Linked DNA regions of Homo sapiens: region 1 is linked to region 2. Evidence: chromatin loops called from intact Hi-C (ENCODE). Cell type or tissue: ascending aorta. All regions are shown on one strand. Links, peaks and the distances in the headings refer to the core of each region. The heading gives the core; the rest is flanking DNA.

Evidence for each region. Peaks named below come from ENCODE experiments on the same cell type or tissue, not always from the same donor. Only the 100,000 strongest peaks of a DNase experiment are listed, where the experiment ranks them.
Region 1: a loop joins it to region 2, with 2.3 times the contacts of the local background. A loop is called at or near these places in 1 of 110 quality-filtered maps.

Annotation. Positions count from the first base shown.
Region 1 is chr15:83,901,586-83,906,973 of GRCh38, reverse strand. All of the region lies in intron 15 of ADAMTSL3 (ADAMTS like 3), which reads right to left. Among named protein-coding and RNA genes, the nearest start is that of ADAMTSL3, 250 kb to the right of the region's middle. In ascending aorta, for the core only: no CTCF peak of the experiment used is centred there; no DNase peak of the experiment used is centred there; H3K27ac peaks cover 811 bases.
Region 2 is chr15:84,021,096-84,026,483 of GRCh38, reverse strand. It overlaps ADAMTSL3 (ADAMTS like 3), which reads right to left. Exons shown (of 30, transcript NM_207517.3): 26 at 4,891-5,074; 27 at 1,048-1,246. Among named protein-coding and RNA genes, the nearest start is that of GOLGA6L4, 210 kb to the left of the region's middle. RefSeq lists an enhancer at 3,891-4,060. In ascending aorta, for the core only: a CTCF peak has its summit at 2,634 (motif pointing right); no DNase peak of the experiment used is centred there.

The sequences.
Region 1 (5,388 bases), core at 83-5,082, 120 kb after region 2:
GGACTACAGGTGCCTGCCACTGCACCCAGCTGGTAATTTTAAAACCTACAGATAATACAAATAACACAGAATGACTTCAGATATGTAAAAAGTAAAAGAATAAACAAAATGAGATAAGAAAAATACAAATGAAAATATAGTGGAAGAGCAAAAAAGCAGGTATAAATATTAGGAAAGAATAAACATAATAGACAAAATTATCATATTTGAAAATGACATAGCTATGAAAAGTACTAAAATTAACTGAAAAATTTTGGAAAAAACCAAAACAGTTCAATAAAGTAGCCCATAACTCTGTGTGTGTGTGTGTGTGTGTGTGTGTGTGTGTGTGTGTGTGTGTGTGTGTGTGTGGTGTGTGGCACTATATAAATATATAGATACATATACTAAAATTACCAGTTTTCCCAGAATTCAACCACATTTACTGTTAGCTGCCAGGCACTATGCTAAGCATATTACATGTATTATTTAATATAATTCTCGCCATGACCTTATGCATAAATATCATTATTTTCCTGATTTTACAGATGAGGAAAACTGAGGTATAAAATACTCAGGGGATTCTAAGCCTAAAAACCTGAATAAATGGAGAGACCACATGCCCCTGAATGGGAAGACTCAAAATTAGAAAGATGTTTATTCTCCCCTAATTAATTTAGAAAAAATGCAGTTCTGAGCCAAACGGCTGAAGCAATTTTTTGGGGGGGAAGTTGGAAACAGACAATACAACTCTAAAGTTTTATGTAAGGTTAGGTGAGAACAATCAAGAACATTTTTAAAAGGAATAACAATTACAGAGTACTTGCACAGTTTAATAGAAAAAAGTATTTAAAAGACACAGTAATTCAAATAATATGGTACTGGCACTGGAGTATTATTTGTACAATGACGTCATTTTAAAACCAAAGTGGGTAGTTTACTCAACAGATAGTGCTAGGGGCAGTTGGTTAATTACTTGGAAAAAATTGTTAGATTGAGATTACATATTACATGTGAAAGTAAATTTCCCATGGATCAAAGTTAAGTGCAAAACATGAACCATAAAAAAAACTACAAAATAACATTTAAAAAAAAAAAGATAATCTCCTGATTTTGATGAACGTATGGGGAAAAAGGCAAGCTGGAGTACTGCTGCTGGCGAGAGAAGCCAGCACTGATTTCTCTCTAAAAGGAAATTTGACAGTAGAAATTAAATGCTTATCCCTGGCCCAGAAATTCCACGCCAGAAAATATGTCCAATGAGACAATTAGAGATGTGCAATTTGGAATTCGCTGCAGTTTTATTTATCATTGTGAATAATTGGAAATAAACTGCAGACCACCAGAGGGATCTTTCAAAAATGTAATTGAGATTATGTCACTTTTCTGGTTAAAATCCTTACATGGCTCCCACAGCCTCCTGATAAAGTCCAAGCTCCTTAGTGAACCATGGAAGACCCTCAAGACTTGCTGGCTCCTCCAGCTGCATCCTTGCTGCCATTACTGCTCCCCGGGCCCATCCTCCTCGCCCCTCACCCACCTCAGACCACCTTAGCAACCTGCGTGGCCTACATGGGCCAGTGAGCCTGCACACAAGCCTCTATTCCAAATACCTGACATGCTGCTCTTCTGACATTGTAGGACACTCTAGGATCTCAGTTCATGTACCATCTATTTCCGGAAACCATCCCTGATCCCGAATAACACCATAACGTAATTATAATGCATTGCAACCTTACAATACCATCATGCAGTCACTCACTTCTCTGTCTACTCCATTAGATAAACCCAAGGATGGGTGAAACTTGAATTCAGGACATCTGACACGAAACTGCAGCTCTTTCTAGTCTTACGTGCCATAGAATCACTGTCCACCACTTAATATCTCCAAAACAATTCCTTTATGTTTCTACGCCTGTTTCCTCAGCCCCAAAATGAAAATAAGAATAGCACCTCCTCATAGGGTTGTTGTGAGCATTAAACAACTTAATCCACGTAGAACACTCAGAACAAGGTCTGGCACAAAGCACTCCTCAATATTAGTTGTTGTTATCATTGTTGTTGTTAGAAAAACAGATTCCTGAAATGTCACCTAATTTGACATTAGCAAATATAATCTCCACAAATGGAGAATTTAAGTCAGCAGTGAAGGAAACATACAAGGTGTGCTAACTAAGTCCACCCTATTTCCTTAGTTTTTGTATATGAAAAACGACAGCGAGGGCAACAAGTTTGCTGAAGTGTTAAGAATCCCACAGAAACAAACGAAGAGGCTCCAGGGAGGAATTTTAAAACAACCATGAACCAATGAACCATATCAACTGTCAACACATTCCACAGCTGAAAGCTAAGAAGGTCAGTACTGCAGTTCCCTTGGCTTAGATTTATACACTATAATTTTTATTTTCCTAATTTTAAAAAAAGCAAAAAAGCCTTTTGAACATCCGCTCCCTATGTAAATTCAGAACTCGAGCCATGGTAAACCACAGAGGCAGAAATATTTATCTCCTTCAGGCTGGCTTGGCAGGCTCTACTGGAGGGATGTAAAATACAGCTGCGTTCATCCTCTCCTTCACTGTCAACAAGCAAGCATCCCCAAACCACAAAAGACAGTGGTAATAAAAGGATGCACTGGAAGCTGAGATATGTTGCGGTTTTGTTTGGAAATCGAGGGAATGAATAGAGTCAGAAGTGGTGGCAGGAAAATATAAACTTCACACTAGATGGCCAGGACCAGGCCAGAAACTGCCAGGCAGTGTGAATTATGCAGGAAAATTGCAGAGCGACCACAGAGGGAGAGATGGCAGAAGGTGGGAAGAGGCAGCTGCTTGGGCCAGGGAACAGGTGCTGTCTGCTCAGTCTTCAACACGGGGGAAGAAAGGGTGGTGTCCTTCAGGAGTAAAGAACCTTTTGGCTTTGCTCTGTGAATACGAGGAGGAAGAAACCCCTAGCAAAGTCAGGTGGGGCTGACAGAAAAGGCAGGCTTGGAATGAATATGGGGCCTGAACCTCACTGTAGCTCCTTTTCTTTCTTTCTTTCTTTCTTTTTTCTTTTTTTTTTTTTTTTTTTTTTTTTTTGATGTGGAGTCTGGCACTGTCACCCAGGCTGGAGAGCAGTAGCAGGATCTCAGCTCACTGCAACCTCTGCCTCCCGAGATGAAGCAATTTTCCTGCCTTAGCCTCCCGAGTAGCTGGGACTACAAGCATGTACCACCACACCCGGCTAATTTTTGTATTTTTAGTAGAGACAGGGTTTTACCATGTTGGCCAGCCTGGTCTCGAACTCCTGAGTTCAAGTGATACACCCACCTCAGCCTTCCAAAGTGCTGGGATTATAGGCGTGAGCCACTGCGCCCGGCTGATATCCCCCTTTTCTAATTCAATAAAGTAAACAGTATTTTCTGAACTTTAAAGGGACCTTAGGGACGATCGGATCCAGTGGTTCCCAAACTTGGATATGCCCACTCCCCTGCCAAAGTTACCTGGGGTATTTGTTTAAAATGCTGGTGAATGAAAGAGAGACAGAAAATAGAATAGAGGTTACTAGAGTCTAGTGGGAGGGAGTAGGGAGTTATTGCTGAAGGTGAACAGAGCTTATGTTGGGGGGTGATGAGAAAATTTGAGAGATGGGAGGTGGTGATGGGTGCACAACAATGTGAGTGTGCTTAATGCCACTGAACTGTACACTTTCAAATGGTTAAAATGGTAAGTTTTGTGTTGTGTATCTCTCACCATGATAAAAAAAAAAAAAAAGATCTGGCAGCCGAAAGAAAAAGAAAATGTTGGTGATGGAGCCCCACTCCTACAGTATCTGACTCAGTGGGGCCTGGAAATCACCACATTTTAAAAAGCACCACGGGTGATTCTGATAGAAGTATTGAGGATAGCATTTCAAAAATGGTATTTTGATTATTTTTTAAAGACTTCTTTTTGAGATACATAATTATGAATGAAATGATGTGCTGTCTGTGTTTGCTTCAAAAATGATCAGGGGGTAGTGGCAGTGGTGATGGTTTCGATGAAACAAGGGTGGCCCTGGGTTGATAATTGTTGATACTGGGTTATGAACATGACATGGGGGTTCATTACACTGTTTTCTCCTCTTTTAAATAGGTTTGCAATTTCCTATGATTAAAAAGAAAGTTACAGAAAAAGACTTAACAGGTGGGGCCACTCCCAATTAAGAGGGGAGTGTAATTAAAGAGGAGGCAAGAGGCAGCTTGCTGTGGGCAAGAAACAGCCCGCAAGTCAGTGTGGCTGGAGCATCCCACTCAAGGCAAAAAAAAGGAGGTGGCCAGACATGAGGCTGGGGACCAGGAAAGGTAATACCCTGCCAAGTCCCATTGGGCATATGAACCCACATACATCTTTGAGTGATGGGGAGACATTTGGATATTCTGAACATTGCAAAGAAAGAATTAGACTTGGCCAGGTGCGGTGGCTCACACCTGTAATCCCAGCACTTTGTGGGGCTGAGGCGGGTGGATCACGAGCTCAGGAGATCGAGACCATCCTGGCTAACATGGTGAAACCCTGTCTGTATTAAAAATACAAAAAATTAGCCTGACATGGTGGCACATGCCTGTAATCCCAGCTACTCAGGAGGCTGAGGCAGGAGAATCGCTTGAACCCGGAAGGCGGAGGTTGCAGTGAGCAGAGATCACGCCACTGCACTCCAGCCTGGGCAACAGAGTGAGACTCTGTTTCAACAAAACAAAAAGAATTAGACTTGTGCCCTACCTAGATAGACTACTCTGGTGGCTGTGTTGTGTAGGGGTGGATTTGAGGGAAGCAATTCAGGAGCAAATTAGAAAGCTGTTGTAGGTGTCCTGGGAACTGATTTCAGGACCTGTACAAGGATGGTAGTTTGGATGGAAAGGAGGAGCTGGAACCAAGAAAGATTTTAGTAAATATAGTCGGCACAACTCAGTGGCTAATTACACATCAGAGAAGAATGAGAAGGAGCCAAGAAAGAATCCAGGCTTCTAGTTTGGGGAACTGGACGGACTGCAACCCTATTACCCAAAAGAGGACATACAGAAGCATTATCAACTATCATCTAACTGTGTTTTGAAAGCAAAAGATCTTGGTAGGACCCATCATTCTAGACAAAGGACTCTGTGACCTTCCTTCTGTGACAACTACACACTCTCTCTCTCAAGTGCCTCAAACCCTTTTCTTTCTATAGACTCCTTCCCTTACAGGATTGTAGGTGATCAGAGATGTGAGAAGGTTCCAGCAGCATTTAGCCTAATGCCTTCCTTATACAGTTGGAAGGTCTACAGATATTAACTGACTTGTGCAAAACCATATCTTTTTAATTTAAGATTGCCCTAACATCAAAATGAAAAACAACAAACACATACGTATACACTTTTCCATCAGCTTGACTACCAATCTTTGCTCCTTC
Region 2 (5,388 bases), core at 280-5,279:
TGTGTCTCTTCTATATCCACATGAATTTTAGGATCAGACTGTCAATGTCTGCAAAGAAACCAGATAAAATTTTGATAGCGATCACATTGAATTTGTAGATAAATTTCAAGAGTATTGTGTTACTAGTAATAATAAGTCTTACAGCTTTCCATTTATTTAGATCTTCTTTAGTTTCTTTGAAAAATATTTTGTAGTTTTATATCTTCTATTTTTAAAACAATGTTTTCTCCTATGATTAACTGCCTTTAAATGTTAAAGTCAATCTGGTCCGTTTCTGAGCTCTGATTATACACCATAACCTGTGTCTCTTCTGCACTAATGCTGTACTATTTTACTCATGACAGTTTTGCATCATGCTCTGACATAGGATGAGGAAAGTCTCTCTATACCTCCAATACTTTTTTAAAATAAAAATTTATGTCTTTATTGTCATATTATCTCCCATGTGAATGCCAGAATTATCTTTAATTCCACAAAAAGTTCTACTATGATGTTAATAGGAATTGTATTACGTGCATATATTCATTTAAGGAAATCGACATCTTCGTAGTACTGAGATTTTCCATTCAGGAGTATAATAAGTCTTTTATTTGCTCAACTTTTATGTGTTTCAATAATGTGTTATATTTTTATTTATGGGTTCCTACACATTAAACTTTTTCCTAAGTATTTTTATTATAACATTATCAAAGGTGGCATTTGGGATGAAGATTCTGAGGCTTTTGTGCAGATACCACTAATGTTCCCCTCCTCATTTTCCTGAAGGCTACTTTTATTCTTACTGCCCTAAACTGGTCTAACTTGGAGCTTCTGTTATGGCATCACTGCATTCAAAGAACCCAAACTTGGTTCACTTTTGTACTGGAAGACAGAGATACTATGATTTCTAAATGTAAACCTTGAGGTCAAAGACATACATTCATTTCAGAGACCAGTCAGATTCCTGCCCCCCGCCCCAAAAGTAGTTTATTGGAAACAAGGTGATTATTATCACACTATCTGTGTGGACAGATAGTGCTGTCCACAAACTAGATGTGTTAGCTTTACCCGGTTCCCTGGTTCCCACTGAACACATGGATGACCAAAACATGGTTTTCTTCCCAGAGGCCGGTCTTTAGGGGCACATGCTCTTGGAGACACCACCTGCACAGTTCCATTGGCTTTTGTCCGCTTGCACGTCACCTGCCGACTGTGGTATCCTTCACCGCAAGACACAGAGCACTGTGACCACACACTTGTGAACCACCTAGGAACAAAAACTACAGGACTTTAGTAAGGACTGGTATGCCAGATCTTAGAGGGGGCGTCTCATCAAAGGAAAAAGCTGATCCCAACACCATGGCTATCTTAGGCTGTCACATGTCTCTATGGGAATGGGAAGCAGCACAGATGACTCCCAGCCTTTTTCTCAGACCTTCTTTAACTCGGGAGAAACAGTGTCATCATGTAGAGATGACTACTTTAGGAATGGGGTACAGCTGTCTTCAGGTTTATGAAGAGCTGTTACTTGTGTGGCCCTAGAGGGTAAAGCTGGGGCAAATTTAGGAGGAAATTTCCAAAAGGTGGAGTTCAACTCACTGAAACTAAAATGAAGAAAATATATTTCCAGCATCTAAGTGTTGTTTACCCTGCAAGATACTTACATGTTAGCTTGTATAATTCTCATGTTATTCCCATTCTTGTAGAAAAGAAACGGATGTCCACTGAACTGAATAACTTAGCTATGACCACATGACTAACCTGCCAGCAGAGCTGGGATTGGATTCTAGATTTATCTGACTCTAAAGTTCATGCTTTAATGATTATAGGAGACTGAACTTGGAGCTGGACACCTTTGAGATATTGAGTGCTTTGTCTGTTGGGACAAAGATGCTGTTGGGAGACTGCAGAGCAGGGGTTTCTAACATGATGTCCATGGTTATCCAAGGAAACCACATACTTGGATGGAAAAAGAATTCCGTCTTCATTGTCACTAAGCTCTAACTGAAATTTAATATTTCCTTCAATTATAGAAACATAGGCCACAAGTACAGTAGCATTAATAATACCTGTGATTTTGTTACCAATAGAAATCATAGATATTTACACATTACATTATGACAGGTATCTCAAAATATCATTTATATTCATCACCATATTAAAATTAAAGCACAACTATATCTTGTTATTTTTTGTGTTAATAGAGAAGTAAATCTATATCAGATCTTGTATGTTTGTTTGTTTGTTGTGAGACGGAGTCTCATTCTGTCGCCCAGGCTGGAGTGCAGTGGCGCAACCTCGGCTCACTCCAACCATTGCCTCCCGGGTTCACGCCATTCTCCTGCCTCAGCCTCCCGAGTAGCTGGGACTACAGGTGCCTGCCACCATGGCCGGCTGATTTTTTTGTATTTTTAGTAGGGACGGGGTTTCACCGTGTTAGCCAAGATGTTCTTGATCTCCTGACCTCGTGATCCGCCCGCCTCGGCCTCCCAAAGTGCTGAGATTACAGGCGTGAGCCACTGCGCCCGGCGATATATCAGATCTTTAAAAATATTTCACTAAGTGAACTTCAATATAATTGGTTTCCATTGTAATCAAATGTATTTTATTTTACATATTCAAAAACCTGGTTCTGAGACGGTATCCACAGGCTTCTCCAAACCACCAGAGGGAGCTGTGGCACAGAAATGATGAGAAGCCTTGATGTAGAGGGATCTGGGATTAGATGATCTCTATGGTCTCTTCTAGGTATGAAAGTGTGGGACTGTTTATCCTAGGAGTGTGCAAAGGTTTTAGAATATTCGAGAAACAAGACTGCTGACAGATTTCCCAATGTGGATTCTCTCCGCGTTTTGAAAATCAAGAAATGCCATAAAACAGCTTTCTCAATCAGGTTACTCCAAGTTACTGAAGCATGAGTTTGCTGCTTTCTGAGGGATGACCTTAACATGAGATCTTCCTTTTGAGAATTACAAAGGGTACTGGAAGACCTATCAGTTAGGGTGCCTGCAATATTGATAACCCTCCTAAGAACATGTCCTAAGGAACCTATTTTGCTTTACACTGTGACCCTGCCTCCCACTCTCCTCCAAGGCACTCTTAGAGACTGGATCTAGTGTGGACATCTGCCCAAGGGCAGTGAGCTATATAACATTAAACATTTCTCCAGTTTCTCATCAGTAAAATGTTAGTATCTTCTTCATTGGTTTGTACTCAACAAATGCTTTTTTATTTGTTAATTGTTTTTACTATGGATTTTGGTACTATTTGGTCAACTATCTGCTAGGGTCTGTGTTGTAATCATTCATTCATTGATTTCATAAATATTTATAGGGAGTATATGATGCAGCAGACATTGTGCTAAGTGCTAGGAATAAATTATTGAGCAAAATACCTGTGGATTTACTCCCCATAGAATTTACGGTCTAGTGGGAGAGCAAGACAGACAATTGTGGTAAGAATTATGAAGAATGATAAGGACATATAAAAATCATATAACATAAGGCGTGATTTACTTTGGAGGGCTAAGTTCAGGGATGGTTTCCCTGAGCATGTATTGAGGTATATATAGATGAACAGAAATGATTAAGTGAAGAGAGAGGGGACAGTGTCCTAGGCAGAGGGAGAAGTATGCACAAAGCCTCTGAGTCAGGAAACAGAATAGTATATCTAAGGGACAAAAAAAGACCAGCATGGAAGGAGATCAAATAACCAGTGTGGGAGAGACAAGCGATAAAAGAGATAGCCCAAGGCCCAAATATGAAGGGACTTCAATTCTTCCACTCATTTACTCAGTCAGTCAGCAAATATTTACTAAGCACCTACTATTGCTAGGCACTGTTTCAAACATGAGATAAAAAGATGTACAAGATAGTCACAACCCCAGTGCTGGGAATTTTGGCCTTTGTCCTAAGATAAATGTGTAAATTGCACATGGCATCATTTGCAAAGCAAAAATGTAAAATATATTTTTAGTTGGACACTCAGGATTACAGCTTATTTAAAAATAATTTTTTAAAAGTAGATATATTTACTGAGAACCTCCCAGGTGACAGGTACTGAGTTAGACACTTTATAATCAATTTTTCATTTAATTTTCAAGATCATCTTGTGAAGTCGATATTTTTATTTGCAGAGGTAGAAACCTAATGAAACTAAGAGAACCATCATGATGAATTTGTTTCAAATATCTTTATTCTTAGAGAGTGGACAAAGTACTCCAGAGAGGGAGATAAGAACCAGAAGACTCCTGGAGTAGTCCATGTAAGAAAAAATGACGGCTTGGACTTTAGTGGTAACAGTGGAAATGGACAAGAATGGATGGAAGTGAGAGAAAGAGGGGCATCTAGGATGTAGTCATCAAGATCTGAAATACTGGGGATGGAGTAAGTTTGCTGGAGACCATGAATTTGATTTTGGACATTTAAAAATTACTGATTTGTATTACCTATTGCTTAGAAAGCTTATTAATGGTTTTACCTCCAGGGATCAAGTCTAGAGAACTGTGTTTTTCACTAGTGCCTCTGGTGATTCTGGCCCACTGAATTATCTCCTAAGTAAACCCAAGAAATTAGCCTCACTAAAGTCTTAAAGAACTGACAGGATTGTGTGTGCAGGAAGCAGGTTTGGTTAGTGATTGAGAGCAGGGGCTCTAAAATCAGACTATCACCATTTGAATCCTGGTCCTTATAACTGTATGGCCTAGGGGAGTTTCCCCATCTACGAAACAGGAAATTAACAACATCTACCTCACAGGACACTGTGATCCATGTAAAGCACTTAGCAGGATGCCTAGTATACAGTAAGTGATAAAAAAAACTTAGCTATTGAATTATTATGTCCAAATCACTGCACCTTTCAAAACAAACAAAAACTTGGTGTTGATGAGATACAAAGAGTGACTTCACTTACCTCGCTGGGCAGTCCCGGATGTTACAGGGCTCAAACCCAGCCAGTGGCTTCTGGAGGTGATCACACAGGGCCTCACTCACTTCCTGCCCATTGGCCATCACACACTGGGGTCTCTGAATGCGGGCTCCCAAATGACCACAGGTGGCAGAACAATGTGACCAGTTACCAGGCTCCCAAAAAGGCTCTGCAGAAAGAAAACAAAATATCATGCCAGCCCCAAAAGAGAAATGACGACGAGCTGGAGAAGACATGGCCAAAAACCACCATGAGATGTTTTTTGGTTCTTTAAGTAGCATATGGAGAGAAAGCCATCTCATAGTGCAAGGGAGTCCTCTAAATCTTATTTTCCCTCAACTAATTTACTGTAATAACTGGTGAGAATGGCGGCCAGAATGGGGTCCTTGGACCACAGTCTGGAGAGGGACTATCATCGGCCAGCTGGGTCTGCCAGAAAAATCCCAGAGAGAGAGGAGGCACTCTCAGCAGTGGGCTGCCTCC